Linked DNA regions of Mus musculus: region 2 is linked to region 1. A link is a loop called in an ENCODE intact Hi-C map of the cell type or tissue named here. Cell type or tissue: left cerebral cortex. All regions are shown on one strand. Each heading gives the region's core, and the rest is flanking DNA. Links, peaks and the distances in the headings are about the cores only.

The links. Hi-C counts contacts between places; a loop is a spot of excess contacts. Peaks named below come from ENCODE experiments on the same cell type or tissue, not always from the same donor. Only the 100,000 strongest peaks of a DNase experiment are listed, where the experiment ranks them.
Region 2: it touches region 1 in a loop (1.9-fold over the local background); 2 of 42 quality-filtered maps call a loop at or near these places.

What each region holds. Positions count from the first base shown.
Region 1 is chr2:22,617,030-22,625,362 of GRCm38, reverse strand. Myo3a (myosin IIIA) reads right to left here. Exons shown (of 34, transcript NM_148413.3): 34 at 7,111-7,314. The coding sequence ends at 7,194. It overlaps Gad2 (glutamic acid decarboxylase 2), which reads right to left and starts at 3,036. Exons shown (of 16, transcript NM_008078.2): 1 at 2,625-3,036; 2 at 1,868-1,927; 3 at 1,525-1,674; 4 at 332-565. The coding sequence starts at 2,700. In left cerebral cortex, for the core only: a CTCF peak has its summit at 7,210; DNase peaks (open chromatin) are centred at 2,881, 3,290, 4,135, 4,340 and 5 more places; H3K4me3 peaks cover 2,093 bases; H3K27ac peaks cover 1,249 bases.
Region 2 is chr2:22,025,069-22,033,401 of GRCm38, reverse strand. No RefSeq gene overlaps it. Among named protein-coding and RNA genes, the nearest start is that of Gm39767, 65 kb to the right of the region's middle. In left cerebral cortex, for the core only: no CTCF peak of the experiment used is centred there; DNase peaks (open chromatin) are centred at 3,539 and 6,377; H3K27ac peaks cover 294 bases.

The DNA of each region.
Region 1 (8,333 bases), core at 308-8,307:
GTCTTTAGTTTTTCCTGGTCCCCTTTTACATTCCCCTTCTTTCCCCATTTTGGGTCGTTTGTACTGGCTCCTGCTGACAAATGGTTGCTTCTACAACCTCCGATTAATCTCCGTGCCAATCTGACAATTTATACCCCGATGACAGCTCGGTTATTATTAGCAAGGTGCCTTTGAATCACTCCAATAATGACTATTTTTAAGCGAATGTAACTTTGCAATTTTGAAAATAACACGACCCATCCAACATAGGAGAAACGGCTTTATAGGAAAAAAAAAAAGGAAAATTGCAGAAGGAAAAAAAAACCCTTTATTATTGCTGGTTGCACAGTACCTGTTTTAATTGCATATTTTAGAGTTGTTTGGCAATGCGTCAAAATTTCCTCCAGATTTTGCGGTTGGTCTGCCAATTCCCAATTATACTCTTGAAGAAGCTCATTGGGGTAATGGAAATCGATCACTTTAGTTGATCTATCGAAACTTTTCACCACGTACTGAAGCAAAATGTTCATAACATCTTGTAGAAATGCCAGAGTGGGCCTTTCTCCATCACACGCTGGCAGCAGGTCTAAAGAACGGAATGGGAAGGACACTTTAGACTTCACTACGCAAAGATACAGGCAATTCCTGAATGGGCAATTTTGCTTTGAACTGATTTGATTAGCACTGTATACACAGTACTCAGGAGGCTGAAGTAAGGGGCTCTCTGGGAATTGGAGACCAGATCGGGTTAGAGGGGAGAAGACCCCGTTTCAAACAAAATCAGAGCACCTGGAAACACAAGCGAATAAAATCCCCTTCTGGAATTAAGTCTCGTATTTTATTTGTAACATATTATGTTGCTTGGCTTATTATTTTCCAAAAAGAGTGTCTCAATTTGTCTGTTTCACAAGCGTTTGTTCTACATTTGAGTAAATCATCTTAATGGTTTGTCAATACTCCACTTCCGAAATGTTTGAGAAACGCCTTCGGGCAAACCAGGAAAGGCCGTTCAAGCCAAGTTATGATCTCTGGCTTTTTTTGGAGGACAGATGTTTCCAAAGTTGGTGTGTGTGTGTGTGTGTGTGTGCGCGCGCGCGCGCTCACCCGCTGTTTGTGAGCCTGGGAGTTATGCATGCGTAGGTAAAATTTAGCGCCTTGGGCTTGGGTAAACAGGATCGTTCCTTGTTGAAATCACGGTTACAAACTACTTTGGATCCAGTCGAACACCTAAAAATCCCTGCAATTCCGAACTACTTGAACTACTTTGTAGGGTATTTTGGAAATTTGTGCTACTCAGAGGCTTGGGCAGCACCAAGAAGCCTACCAAGGTACACACTGCCACCTCCAACTATCGAGGCTGCGCAGTGCAGGGCGCTTGGCCACTGATTCTGGTTGGGGAAGGCCAGGGCCTCGGTGCCCTCCAGCCCACAAACCCCACGTCCTTTCAATTCTGTGGAAGATCCTCAGAATCCTCACCCCGACATCCATTTGGAGGGTCAGATGTCTGCGGGGTGGAGCGTGGTCCTGGCCAGCCGGCCCATTTACCTGTTGCGTGCAGAAACGCGTAGTTGACATCCCCTTTGGGGCAGTTGCAGGGTTTTTGGTCGCAGGTGCAGGCGACCTTCCCGGTGGCGGCCCGCGAGGTCACGCTCCCGCCGCCCTCCGCTGGCTTCCCGGAGTCTCCATAGAGCAGAGCTGGACAAAGACACGGAACGCGGGACCTGAGTCAGCTGGCGGTAGTCTCCGCTCCTACATCCCCACCCACCCGGCAACCCAGGGATTCGTCCAACCTAGGCTGCAGGCTCAGAGGGGAGCCCACGACTTTGCTCCCGCCAGCCGCGGGCCCCCGACCTTGCCAGCCCTTCTCCCATTCAGTGCCACCACTCACCGCACAGCTTGTTTCCGATGCCGCCCGTGAACTTTTGGGCCACCTGGCACCACGCTCTCGCTGCAATCGCCAGGCAGGGAAAAGCGAATCGGAAAGAAAACAGACGGGCGAGTGAGAATTTTCGTTCCAAGTGAACCAGGTCTTTAAGTCCAGAGTCTGGGGGCCCGGCGCCAAACTCGAAGCAGCCACCAGCTAGCGACTCTGCTTTCAGCAGGTGGGGGAGTCCGAGGGAATCTGACGCCGGGGCCAGCCCTTTCCTTGCGGTGTCCCAGAAAGAAAGCAGCTCACAACGCCGCCCTTTGCACTTTGTTCGCCAGGTTCTCGGGTTTCCAGACTCTCCCTGCCCTCACCTGGGCTGCCTTTCCTAAACCCGAGGCTGTTTGTTTCTCACCGCGCTTGCCTTTCAGACCCCAAACTCTTTCCTGCTCCCATTTTGTCTTTCCCTGCCCAGGGTCTAGACGTCCCGAGGCAAAGCCTAGATCTTTGATTTCTGACTCCCGCAGACGCTGCAGTCTTTCAGGAGCCTATGTTTAGGGGAAGGGGCCTAGACAACCCTGGGCTTTTTCCCTGGGGGACAAAGGACTGGGTGGGGGGGGGGGTTGGTGTTCTCACACAGTTACGGACTTAACCCAGAGAGCCGGGCGAAGCGCCCGAATAAGTTTCCTGTTGCAGATGTCAAAGCTTTGATGATCAGCCTAGCCCTGCAAACCCTAAACCACCCACAAAGCTCTCCCGCTGCAGGTCCTGATTTTCCTACCTGTGCCCGGGTTCTCAGGATCCGCAGAGCCATCTTCAGATCCGAAGGACCAAAAGCCGGAGCCAGGAGACGCCATGGGTTCTGCTAGACTGGCGCTGGTCGCCTCCAAGTGGCTGTGGCAAGCTGCCTTTGCCTCGACCCTGCACGAGAGTGCGTGCGTGTGCGAGTACGTGTGGCGGGAGAAGGGCACCGCGCGAGGGCTGGAGCGGCAGCGCGACGAGGGTGGGTGTCACACAGGGACAGGAAACGTGCTGTCTGCGTATGCCAGTGCTCGTGCGTGTTTGTATGTTCCAGTCAGGGCGCAGGGACGCGCTGCTGTGCTCTGCGCCGCCGAGGTTAAATGGGGGGAGTAGCCGTGATCCTCGCAGTCTGGAGATTGGAAAGTGGAAAGGGCCCAAGAGATTTTTAGGGAGAGGGAGCTTGGTGGGGAGATGAGAGAGTGACGGAAGGGAAATGGAGGCGCTGGGTCGTGAGGTGCGAGTCAGATGCGGGGGAGGGAGGCGTGCCTGCGTAGTGCTGACCCAGCCACAGGCGCTCCAGGTCTGCTTCTGCCGGAACGCGCTGTCCAGGGTGCTACCACAGCCCTCAGCACGCTGGCCTAGGTGACCCCAGGGACAGGGAGACCTTGGCAAGATTGGAATGGTGGCCGAGGGCAATTTCACGTGTGCATCGATTGGCTCATTGTTTGAGGGCTGTCTCTGGCTGCTGCCGAGCAAAAGTGGTTCTCGCGCCCGCCTTCCTCCAAACCAGTGCTGAGGTCGCTGTGACCTCAAGAGCCCAGGCCACCTGGCCTCAATCAGGAAGAGCTCCAAAGCTTGGGGAAGGAACCAAGGAGGGAGGAAGGTGGACCGCTTCCACACCAACGAACTCATTTCATCTCCTTAGCAGAGCCTAATGTCTGCCTGCTGAGCTGAGCCAGCCTGGGGGGTGGGGGTGGGGGTCGTACGGTTTCTGTGCAGTCATGCCTGGGTCCCCAGACCCATCGTCCAGGTTTTGACTGACGGCTGAAGAGAAAGGCTGCTGATTGAAGCAATTAAAATCCACGCTGGAATCTATCACTGAGGACCTCAGGCTGAGAAAAATTAAATAAATAAAACGAACAGAAACTTCTTGGAGTGGGTGAGAGCTGACACATACACAGGATTCAGGGAGTCTCAAAGTAAGCGAATCAGTTTTTCCAAATCCCAGGAAAAGGCACTCCCATCTTTTCAGGGATACTCAACCCACTGACCTCGTCCCTTCCCAAGAGGAGTTCTTGCCATCAGCAGGTGCCTAGGAACACAACAGTGGCAATTTCCCAGCCCAGAAAGAAGTAGTTTCGTTTGTGTTTTCTAATAAAGGAATGAAAAAATCCTTTCTGTTTCCCTTTTCCCAAAGGCTCTTAAATGCAGGGACGGCGCCTTGAGGAAGATTTGGGGCCCTCTGGCTCCGCTTCCGTTTCCTCTTGCCTATACTAAACCCATAGTTCCAGGCTTACAGAGAGCTCAAGAAAGACTTGCAGGAAAGTGCTGCTTTAAACCGTTCCCGATCTCCTTTCCTTCTCTCCGAGCGAGGGACTGCAGCTTCCCTGCTCTCCATAGTCCTTTATTCCTTCTTTGAGTTTTTCAAATGAGTCACCAAAGCTGTTGCCGGAGGAGAAACCCTGGGACCTTTAGTCTTGGTGACCAGGATCACTTATTTTGTTAGGGATCCGGAGACCTCGAATAACTGCAGATGACCAAGTGCATTCTCTCCACAAAGCTTTATCTTCTTCCCAAGGTTTCCAGAATCCAGGGGGGCCAGGGAGGATCTAGCTAGAGGATGCCCACTGAGGTCCGGTGAGTGGCCCGAGGTGGGGAGGGGGAGGGCGGTGAGATTGGCACTGCTGAGGTGCTACCCAAGGCGTGTCTCTAAGGGAAGGCAGTCACCTTGACCCTAGGCCTCAACTTAGTAAGTCTTTAGGGTCCTCCAGGCCTGGTGGCTTCAGCTGGCAGAGGTAACAGCTCCTGGAAAGGGCGCTTCCGCCCAGCCTTGCCAACAAGACTTGGAGAGCCTGAGTCTTTGTTTAAATCCATACTAAATCCTGCAAAATAATTCTCTTCAAGCCAGCTGGCTGGGGTTGAAGCTTTTTACCATGGATGAGTGGTCGGAAATAAAAAAAAAAGGTTCTTAAACACACACACACACACACACACACACACACACACACACACACACACACACACACACCTTCCAAGGAAGAAATGGATGAAAACAAGAGATACAGATTTTCAACATCTGAATTTTACTTCGTCAAAAATAGTAACTTAAAGCGATACTGTGGAAATGCAATTGAATCCCACAGCTCTGAGTATTTTTAAAATCTTATCATACTTTGAAAAAAAATTTTGCCACTCCCCACTTCGAATGCAGGCTGGAATTGGGTTTGTCTTTTTAAAAAACCAACCCTTCGTAGACAGCAATTTGCTTTGTAAATTTTTTTCCCTTTTCCCAAAGGGCCCATCCCCCACCCCCCTCTGGCTCCGGGTTGTTGATAACAAAAGAGCTCTGGGAGGTAATAATTACAGTCATTAGTTCACAAAGGAGGCAGTAGACTGCGAAAGGAATACCGTTAGCCCGGAAGGCTTTCTCTTTACAGTAGGAGACCCATACCAAAATCTCCAGTTTAGCCCACCTCAAGGTTTGGTGGGATTACCTATTCCTTGTCCACTGTGAGCCACCCAGAAATCCCCGTAGTGGGGAGAGGAGAGGGCCGGTCAAAGAAGGATATTTAGTACAAGTTTTCTCTCTCGAGTTCTTTTGCTGCTTAAATGTTGAGAGACTGAAAAAGGCTAGATAGAAAAAGGGTTTGGAAACAACCACGACGTTGCAATCTTCCTTTTCCAGCCTTATCAAGCCAAGGTGCAGGGGCTGAGGTAGATCTGTCTGTTGCGTCTCTACTCAGCAACCGAATAAACCTTCCCAGACACTCTTGCGAGGACCGTGGGGTGCAGGGTCCTCCGCTGGAAGCCAGAATTAAAATCTGGCAAGCTGCAGAGCCCAACTCCTCCCTAACGCACCTGCTTCAGGTGGGGCTGTAGTGCCCAGGAAGCAAAGCCAGCGCGGACACCCGAACTCCTGCCCCCCTCCGCCAATATCAGTCTGTAAGCCCTGCTGTTAAGGTTTCTGGTGCCAGGTACAGGTTCTGCCGCTCCGTGGGGTTGGCACAGTTAGGGTGACTCTTCTGTCCTGTCTGTCTGGCCCCAAACTGGAGCAGAGCTTTCTAGAGAAGGAGCAGGGAGGGGGGCACTTGAATTTGGGGCCTCGGTCTTGTCCACAACAGGATCCTACTTGTAAAATGTACTGGCTACACGGAGCTTTAGAGGCTGATCTGCGGAGACTATGACCACTCCAGGACGCAGAAGTTATCAGCGCCCTCTGCTTTATTTTATTATATATATATTTTTTTAAGTAGCAGGAGCCAAACCATGACCTGAACAGAACTTGTTTGCCTATTCAGTTCTCCGTGGAACCCTGTCTGTACCTTGTTTACCCAATCTAGGTGGTGTAGACCTGGAAAGTGTCTCTTATGGAAGGTTAACTTGAAGTTTTTGTTGTTGTTGTTCTGTTTTGTTTTTTTTGAAGGGTTGTCCTCCTCCTCCTCCTCCTCCTCCTCCTCCTCCTCCTCCTCCTCCTCCTCCTCCTCCTCCTCCTCCTCCTGGATAGGCTACAGCTAAGTGGTAAGGAACTCCTGCCTCCCACCCACTGCCCCTCTGCTTACTTTTATGTGGCCAACTTCTAAGGAGGGGAGAGCTACTTCAAATCTGCAGAGTAGACCTTAAGATCTGATGGTCCTCAGTCAGAGGACCAGTCCAGCACAGACTGCCTGGGAAGGGTGTGTGTGAATGGTGAGGTTTGGAAGTTTGTTTGTAGCCCACGTTTCTAGGTAAAGTGTAAGCTAGACTGTGCTTTACCTCGGCTGAGGGATGGAAATCTGTTGATGAAGACAGAGGTCATCTTAACTCCTGCCACGGGCCCAGGATGTTTGTCAGACAGAAGCCCTCAAGGCACAAGGTAGACAAGGCCATGGAAAACAGGCTTTTCCAGGATGCTTACTTTATTTAGCAGTATAATAATCAAGAGAAGAGAAAACTCACGTTTGATATGAATTCACTTTCAAGGTTCATTCTACTCCCACCTTGCCTTTATTCTGGCATACCCAACCAGGAGTGACCATCATTGGTCCTGGGAAAGCCATTTCAAGAAAGAAGAAATCTCTTCAATAATTTTAAAATGAGTGGGGCGGGGTGGGGTGGTGGTGGTGGTGACAGTTCTGGCACAGTAAGTACCCCGAATTGCAATCAACTGAAGAAAGGGTTTCATTAGGGGGATAGGAGTGACAGGCAGGTGGGAGAAGTCCGGGCCCAGTGTCTGGAACTACCCGAGGAGGTCGATTCTCTTAACCCCAGGTCAAAATTCTCTTGTGTCAGGGCCTCAATGCCCTGGCATTTGAGAAGGAACAACGCTGGCAGCGCCTGTGCGGTCCTGTTTGAGAGGTTACCCTGCTGCTGCTTTGATCCTTGCTTCACTTTCTGAAGCTCCGTAGGTGAGCTACAACTGCTGCACCAGGCGCTGCCGCTGGGAGGTTTTGCGCAGGAGCCTCCTGTAGTCATAAGGGTTGGCTGAAATCCTCTCTTCCTCCAGGCTCTCATTCTCTGAGGTGGTCCAACACCTGCAAGCCAAAACTGGTTCTGACCATCAGTGGCAACTGTTCTCAGGCATGCTCCATCCACCCTCCCAGAGCTAGGTAATCTTTGAACCATCTACCAACCACAGGCATTTAAGAAAGGTACAATGAAAATGTCAGGCTAACTGACCCAAGGTAGCTGTAACAGCTTCGCAGTTTTGCAAAATCGAGAAACTAGTGGCTTTTGTGTTCAGATGAGAGCAAACCATTGGCAGGCAGGGATCACAAGGCTGGTTTTGTTTGGAATAATAATAATTCACAGTTAATAAAAAGATACTTATCTTCGTGTCTTGTTCAGTTTTAAAAAGACTTTCATCAAACAGGAAGATTCAAGGTGCATAAATAAATGCTCATCTTCTGGATTTTTAAACCAGTCAAATGTTCCTTTTAAAACCTGGTTCTGACTCCAGTAGTGACATAGGTACTGCTTGGTCTTTGGCTTCTCAAGGCTTCAGTGTTTTTAATGAAACTGCTTTCCTGGACCACTGCAGGAACTCCAGTCAATAGAAACCTTTGGTTTCTGCAGCTTGCTTGAGGAAATGGGGATGCTCCCTAAAACACAGCTCCGTGGTTCTTACAGTCATTTAGCACATGCAAAGTACTGGTGTGGGTGGGTGACAGAAGAAAAAGTCCTCGATTTCATGGAGTTTTAAGTAGTGCGTGGGAGAACACCAAGCAAACAAATAAACAAATAACCCCAAGACCAAAACCAAAACCAAAAAACCCAAAGCCTTAAAATATCAGGTAATGAGAGAAAACAGAGAAAGGTCAGCAGGTCAGCAGGTCAGCGGGTCAGCAGGGTTACAGGACAATGGTGTTGTGTATATATATGATCAGGACAATGATGGTGTGCATTTGAGTGATCAGAAACTGGTGTGTATGGTGATCAACATAGGCCTCTGGTAAAGTAATATTTGAGAAGAGGCTTGAGGGAAGAGGGGGCAGAGAGACACCCAGAGACAGAGGCAGAGAGATACATAGACAGAGACAGGGAGACACAGAGA
Region 2 (8,333 bases), core at 165-8,164, 590 kb after region 1:
TCCACTGTGACTTAGGTTTTGCCTTCATGGCCACACAAAGTGTCCTCTAAGAATCTCAGTACAGGGAATACAGTGCCTGATACATGTTACCAGGTCTTAGCGGGGCATTCTGGAACCTTGATGTAAACCTCAGTGACTCTCTAATTTTTGTGTCCTGCCTGCCTTCAGAATAACCTCCATGTGTATGATGGCCCCATGTTTTGCTGACAGCATGAAATACTGGTTGAACCTGGTCCTCTTGAGGCACAGCTACAGTGGCCTCTGGGCATTTGCCTAGCTGAATCATCGAAAACATCACCCTAGACAGCTCTGCAAAACTACAATATTCTAGAGGTTCTCTTTGATCAGATTTTCAACTAGAAGTTTATCAAATGGCTGTGTGTTGTTACTCCTCTTATTCCTCTTCCCATGGTATACTCTTAATCTACAGGTACTGTTTGTATTGTCCTAGGGCAAAGCTCTCTTTTTCTCGATATCTCTGTTTCACAGTTGATGACCCCTAAACCTACATTGTCTGCAACTTTACTATGCCCACACTCTTTCTTTCCTAATTTGCACAACGTTCACATAGTTATGATCTCACTTCTCCCTCTTTCTTTTCTGCTTCTCTTTCCTTCCATTTCCCTCTATTGTTGTAAATTCCATCTTTTAAAAGTGAGTACTAACCTATCGCAGCCTGGATATTTTGCTGCCCTGAAAAAATATTCTCTATTAATTAACTAAGTCTGTCCCTTTGACCTTCGACTTTTGACTTTAGGTGCACTCAAGTTCTCAGGGCACAGTTCAATAGCAAATGAAGCCTTATTCTTTGCCAGAAATGATCTCTAGCCCAATTCCTGAAACTATGGTCCTCTCTAAAACTGCATTAACACAGCCCCTTTCTCTACTCTTACTGGCATTCTGGTCTTCCAAACTTCCATCAAAATAGACTGGTCTCCTCTGGCCCACAGTCCCAAACTCTTCCACATTCCCTCCATAAACTCACTCGAAAAGCCCAAGAATCACACAGTCTGGTTACTCACAGCAACAGCAATGGTCCTACTTCCCAGGACCAGTTTTCTATATTACTGGATATAGAAATCCAGTAATTTCTCTGAACTTGGATCAAGCACTTTCAAGAAGCAACTAAAAAGAGTGGTGGTTTATTTCAGCTTAGGTTTTACTGAGATACAGACCACCATGTAGAGAATACATAGTTATCCCTGGCTCCACAACAGCAAAAACACAATGCTATGGCTCCTTGCCTCCCTTACATCTTGGTAGGAAAGGAATCAGAGAGTTTGATGCCAGCAGTAGCACTAAGCCATGACCCTTAAGCAAAACCACCCCCTCCACACAGCCCACTTTCTGCAGTTGGGTTTCACTCCCTGACAATTGCCCGACTTCCCCAAGCAGTTCAAGTGTTCCAACATATGAGGCTGTAAGGGACAGTACACTCAACCTAAGTGTACTGCACTACAGATTATTAGAAATCTTTCTCCCAACCAGCAGCATCCCATACCAGGTAACCATCTGTTCCCCTTTTCCTGTTCCCCTACCTTTGATAAATACTATTCTACTCTCTGCTTCAGTGAAAGCAACCCTTTTGACTTCCACATGCGAGTGTTGTAATCATGCACTATGTTTCTGTGCCTGTAGAATAACACCTCACACAATGATCTCCTGGTCCATCTGTTGGCATTATTTTGTGCCTGAATAACATTCTATTTTGTATATGTACCATATTTCCTGTATCCATTTGGCCACCCAGGTATTAAATGTGGGATGTAAATTATTATAGCAGAGCCATTATAGAAAGCCATCTGGAGTTAAAGAACTAGAACTAGAAATATCTCTAGATCTATCAATACTACTACTGAGTGTAGATCCAAAGAGAAGAAAATCACTATGTAGAACAGCTATCCGAACCCTATGTTTATTATAGCACTGTTCATGATGGCTAGGATATGGTATCAACCTAAGTATAGTCAATATTAAGTTCACTGAACTAAAACCATACCACATACTTATTTATAATTAAAAAGCACAAAAATAAACTCATAAACCTCATAAAATCCTCAAAAGATGTCATCATATTTTCTGTGGAAATGAGATCTCTTCTTTAAATGTGACTTATTATAGAAATTCCTTGTATTTTATTTAACTTAGAGTTTTTTCCTTTTCTTTTATGCAGAGGTTGACTTGTCACCAAGATGTGATTTCTTTGCTATGGTTATAGAGCTTACACTTGCAATAGGATGACCATACCAAATGCTACTCTTTTCCAAGTCCACCAGTGAGAGGCTGGGAAGTCACCAATTAATTAGTCACATTAAAATAAAAGCAAATTAAAAAAAAAAACCAAATTGTGCAAAATAATAGTTGACAATTAGGCTCTTTCATTAATTGATACTTAATACATACTCATGATATGCACAGTGGCTTTTCTACACATGGAAATGATGCAGAGCCATCAAGTCAGGATAATTAGCATATTCATTACCTGAAACCCCAATCTTTTCTTTACACTGAGAACATTAAAAATCTTTTCTTTTAGCTACTTTAAAATACACAATGTTTTGTTTATTTCCAGTCACCACCGAATTTTGCTGAAGAACATTTGAACTTAATCCTCTCCACTGTCTGACTGTCAGGTCTAAGTACCTCTTTACTTTCCTGCCCATTGAGATGAGGAGCTAAAGAGAGCCTGCCTGTTTTCCCTCAAACAAATATAATATGTTTGGTTATTTTCACAATGAGGTCCGTAATCCTTAAAATTGTTGTTAGTAATCATAATTATCCTACTTGAATTTCATGTTCATTATCCATGACATTGTCATAGTAGTCTTAAAATTTGATACCCTGTTCCCTATGATGGAACTCAGTTCTATGCCCATTTGCCTAATTAGAGCACTGCAATTGTCTAGCTTTGAGTCTCCTATTTGGCTTGAAGGAATAGGCCCTTCTTTTTCTTCCCTAGCCTTACTCCATGTGACTACTACACCTGAGTCATTTCTTGGGACTGCTTAAAAATGTACATAGATCAGAATCATCTTTGACCTATGTTTCTTCAAGATAAAATATTCTCAGAACTTATGCATCCATTATCCATGCTCTAAATGAGCACTTTTCTCTTGAAATTAAATGGCATAGATGATGCCAGAGAGCACTCCATGACTTCCAAGGTAAAATAGGAACTAGGTTTGAAGTCAATGGTAGAGTACTTTCTAGTGTGTAGGAAACCCTGGATTTGATTCCCAGTACCACAAACATAAAAGAGAGAGAAAAAATGTCAACACCTCAAGGAACTTTTGTCTTCTTTGTTGGAACACTTTTCACCTAGCATACTCATTCTCATGTGACAGTTGTCCTTATCATATGGTCGCCAAAGTCCTACCGATGTTAGGCTGGAGACAAGTCTGCTCTGGGAAAGCTGAGTTGACCAGATGGAACAGAGAGTCTGTTACCGGCCTCCAAATTTCCACAGCGTATAATTAGCAAGCTGCTAAAATAATAGAAGTCAATTGGACAAAAATATGGTATGTGTGGCAGTCATTTATTAACTACCTTATGTTTCCAAACACTGCTTTCACAGTAGATGCAAAGCCTTCATAGGCCGTTGCATCATGTGTCCTTGGGAGCAAGGATTGACAGTCTTCTTGAACAACATGGGTGGAAAAGTTCATGGATGCTGTTACTACGTCCAACAAGCAGGCATGGGCATGTCTGTTTCACATCTGCATGATAAAGTGATGCATTTGTCAGAAGAAGCTTTTAAGTAGGTTGCCATTATCAAAGACATCAGCAGCCTGTCTCCCTGGGAGACTGCGAAACCCCACATTTATCTAAATTATCTCTGTAATATGACAGGGTGATTGCTCAGTAATGGTCAGTAACAGTTTTCTTTGTCATTTTCCTCGTCATTACCTCCTCAGAATGAACTTCAGAATAAACTGCTTGCCGTCCGTGTGCAGAATATTAATTTCCTCTTAGCATTCATGAACGGACGGTTCTCTCCAGCCTCTGAATGTGGCTGAAACATTTCTGTTATTTTTATTTTGTGAAAACAAAAAGCAAGATACACCCTCTCTCAGGAAGCCTCCTGGACACAGCCCCTCTGCATTCAAACAGAATCCAAGCTTAGTGTGTCTCTGGCTGTGAATCTAACAAAGCATACCCGACATCCTCAGAAATGGCTGGTGGAGGCCCTGATGAGTGGGCCAGTGTTTTCTGCTTTATTAGGCTATAGCTGGTTGTTTTCATTGTTCACAGCACTCTCCACTGAAGATTCCTATTGCACAGCAAAGCCAAACAACCCCTTACTAAGCTTGTGAAAAATACTTCTGCAGCAGCATCAGAATTCAAAATCTGTTCTTTACCCAAAGAGGGATAATATGTGTTTTTCTTCTCAAGAAAGATACACAAGGCTTCAAAAAATTAAAATATCAAGCCAAAGGGAAAAGATAAGAAAGGAGAGATTTTTTTGTCGCCCAGAACAAAGCTGAGGAACCCCCAAAATGAAGATTTTAAAATGTAAAAGATTTGCTTATAACTGGGGAAGTTACCATCATAGTTCAAAGTGCTCCCTGTACTGAACTATGCAAATATCAGAAACCCCAAGAGTTAAGACAGAGTCAGATTATTTATAGTAACCAGTATAGGCATGACAAGTATCCTGTGTTGTACAAAACTGCCCCCTTCTGTAGGAGGAAATGCAGTGAGTGCAGACATCAGGAAAACAGATCTGTGTATTCATAGGGAAAGAAGAAAGTTCTAAATTCTTCTTAACCCAGAGAAATCAACTACACACATATCTGGCTGTTCTGACCATTTATTTTTCTCAGTTAGCAATAATATAAGCAATCAGCTCCTGGAATATTCCACTCTACATGGAAGATATATGTGTGTGGCAGCTGTGCAAGCATAGGTACCTGAGTTCAAATCCTCAGCATGGGGGTAAAAATATGCTCTGACCAAATAACACCTGTAACCCCAGGACTGTTGGTTAAAGACAGGAAAATCACAAGGGCTTACTAGCTACCAGCTCAAAGAGAAACTGTCTCAAGAAAAGAAGGTTAAACATGGTAGAGAAGGATACTCTTTTAGTATTAGAGGGCTTCTGTCTCTGACCTCTAAGGCACATGCTACATATGTATACACACATGAGTTTGTGCTTGCACTACACATTCACACATTTATTGATTAGTTAATTAAGAAGAATATGCAGCCTTATTATAAACTTGGAAAATATATGGCCCTATAATTCTTTTGTTATCCATCCATGTCCCATCCAGTCCCTGTGACCAGACATAGCCCTATTTCTAGGGCACCTGTTTTACTTCCAAATGAGCTGAGCTGGCATCCTATATGGCCCATGTACTCATTATCTATTATGCAGAATATAAAACTCAACATCTTCCTTCTCATGCTTTTGACTAATTTTGTGCAAACTTTTCCTGGGCAGATAGATGCCCAGACAGGACATCAATTATAGACCATTAAAAACAATCAAACAAACAAACCCATTCTAGTCAAGCTTGCTGACCCTGTCACTTACAGGAGAATGAACAATTCCAGAGTGGTTATAGCACTAAAGAAAAAGGCTCTTACTTTCACTCAGCAAACATTAATTGCCTATAAATCCTCTGGGAGAATCAGAGCCTCACAAGTCAGTCCATACTCCATGAGGGAAAGTAAATGGGCCCAATCTGCCTGTCAGTAACTATATACAGAGCTAGCTAAGAGTCCAAAAGGGCAATTATATGTCATGCGAAGACAGCATTCCATACAAGCAGGACATTTCACCAATCAGATCTCTAGTGTCATCCTAAGATCTGTCTCCATTCCTACTTCCAAGCCAAACAAACACATTGTCCTTTTGTCATACATTCTTGGCATGCATTCCAGACCTGGGTGCCTGGTACCTGTACACATGGCAGGTTGTCTGTAGCCCTGGCCTAAATGTAGTCTCTTGACCTCTGAATTAATATCTCCTGTTCAACCTTCAATTCTAAGCTATTTTCTATGCTGCTTTCACTTTATTTTTAAAACAACTTAAAATTAAAACCACATTGTCTTGTAGCTTAAAATGCATAATGGTCCCCTAGATTCTCCAAATTGCTTCTTTGGACTTTTAACTTCAACAGTCTCTGAATTTTGCTTTGAAACCCCACACCTCCAGGTTATTTGCACACACTCTGCTGAATTTGGCTCAGGTTTTCTCTCTTCTGTACTCTTCTTGTTCAGTTATTGTGTTTCATGTAGCCCTTCCACCATGGTTTGTCATTGCTGGTTTATTATTTAAAGTTTGGATATGAAAGAGAAGTTTCAAGAATTATGACTCAAATCTGACTCAAAGTTTTCTTTAGATAGGAACACAAAATTGCCCAAACCAAGCAAAGCTGCTCCATCTGTCCATTTCCTCTTCTGTGCACTCCACAAAATGCAACTGGCACCACACTCAGCAGCAATACGGTTGGCTTTGAAGATAAAGCAATGAGAACCAACTATAACATGACTACCAGCCTTCAAGCCAGTAGCCCCACTTGGCTGTCACCACTATCCTTGCCAGCACAGGTCCCCATCCTTTCCACCATGATTCAATTTACCTCAAGTAGAAGTCACATGGGGCCATACACAAGTAGACAAAGTTTGTAAAGGAGGATGGGTAAGCAGCATCTTGCATTTTCTTTCTTCCATAAAGGGAGAGACTGTGTTTGCAATATCCCATGATATTCAATATTTGTCCAGCCTCCCCAACACAGAACAGCATTGTATTCAGTCAATATATGTAAACTAAAAGACAAAGGACCACTGGGAAGGTATTTTAGGACAAAGTTCCCCCAAATGCTGAATTTCCTGTGTTTAAAGCCATAAATCCCATAATGTACCTTTGTTAATTAGCCCTTTTTCTATCCAAGGAACCATTACCATGTCAGTAGACTTCCAGCTCCAAGCCAGTAAGGTGTCTGAGACACATTGTATCTACAAATGATGGCAAGGAACATTTCAAGGCTCTATGAGAGATAAAGAGCAGACACAGATCATTGCTTATACTTAAGAGACACTGAGCTGGGTTTAAATATGGCCAAATAGAGCATGAAGACTTAGCTTGTATGTAACAAATATCTGTAACTATAGCCACTTAAAGTTTTATCTAGTTGCATATACATATATTGGTACACACAACAGTGTGTGTGTGTGATGGTCAGAAGGCAACTTGTAGGAGTCAGTTCTTGCTTCCATTGTGTATATCCTGGGTATCAAACTTAGGTTGTCAGCCTTAGCAATGAGCATTTTTAACTCCTGAGCTGTCCTTCTGACCCTATAGCTACTTTGGATATTGTGTGGTTTAAATTAAAAAAGACCACAATAGGATGCTATGTCTAAATATTTGGTCCTCAGTTAGGGGAACTATTTGGGAAGGATTAGGAAATATAGCCTTTTTGGAAGAGTTGTGTCACTAGGTGTGGGTTTTGATGTTTCAAAAGATCATACCATACCCAATTGGTGTCTTTCTCCCTATGCCTGCTGTCTTGTGAGTCAGGATGTAAAACTCTCATTACTGCCTCAGCATCATGCCTGTTTGCTCCCCACCATGACAATCATGGACTAACCCTCTAAAACTGTAAGGTTTCCAATTAAATTCTTTCTTAGCCTGGTCTACATACATAGTGAGTTCTATGACAGGCAGCGCTATGTAGAGAGACCCTACCTCAAAAACAAAACAAAACAAAACAAACAAAAAACCAAAGCAAGCAAAACACCCAACCAAGCAACCAAGTAAACAAACAAAAACCACCACTCATATATAAATGAAGAAATGTTTTCTTTTATAATAGTTACCATAGTCATGGTATTTCTTCACAGTGATAGAGCTGCAACAAAGACAATTTTATATTAAGCATCTAAATATCTTTAAGATTTATTTTTATGTATATATATATATATATATATATATATTTTGCCTGGATGTATGTGTGTGTACTTCTTGTGTGTGGTGCTCAAAGAGGCCAGAGCAGGTGTCAGATCCCCTGGAACTGGAGTCACAGACAGTTATAAGCAACCATTGGGAAGAAAATGCTGAGCCGTTTCTCCAGCCTCAGGTCTCAAAATATCTTAAAACAACATCAACTAACAAAACCTTCCCTTCTCTCCCTGGAAACTACCTAGACAAGCCTAATTGAGATGGTGAAAACCAAACCTTTAAGGGAATTAGGTGGAAGAATTCAAAATCCAAAGGTTGTGACTACTGTGGAAACTGTCATGCAGAAGCTAGATAGCAATATTTCATTCAATCATATTAGGTAGTGAGAGTAATCTCCCCAACTAAACACAATGCCAAGCTCGAGGAA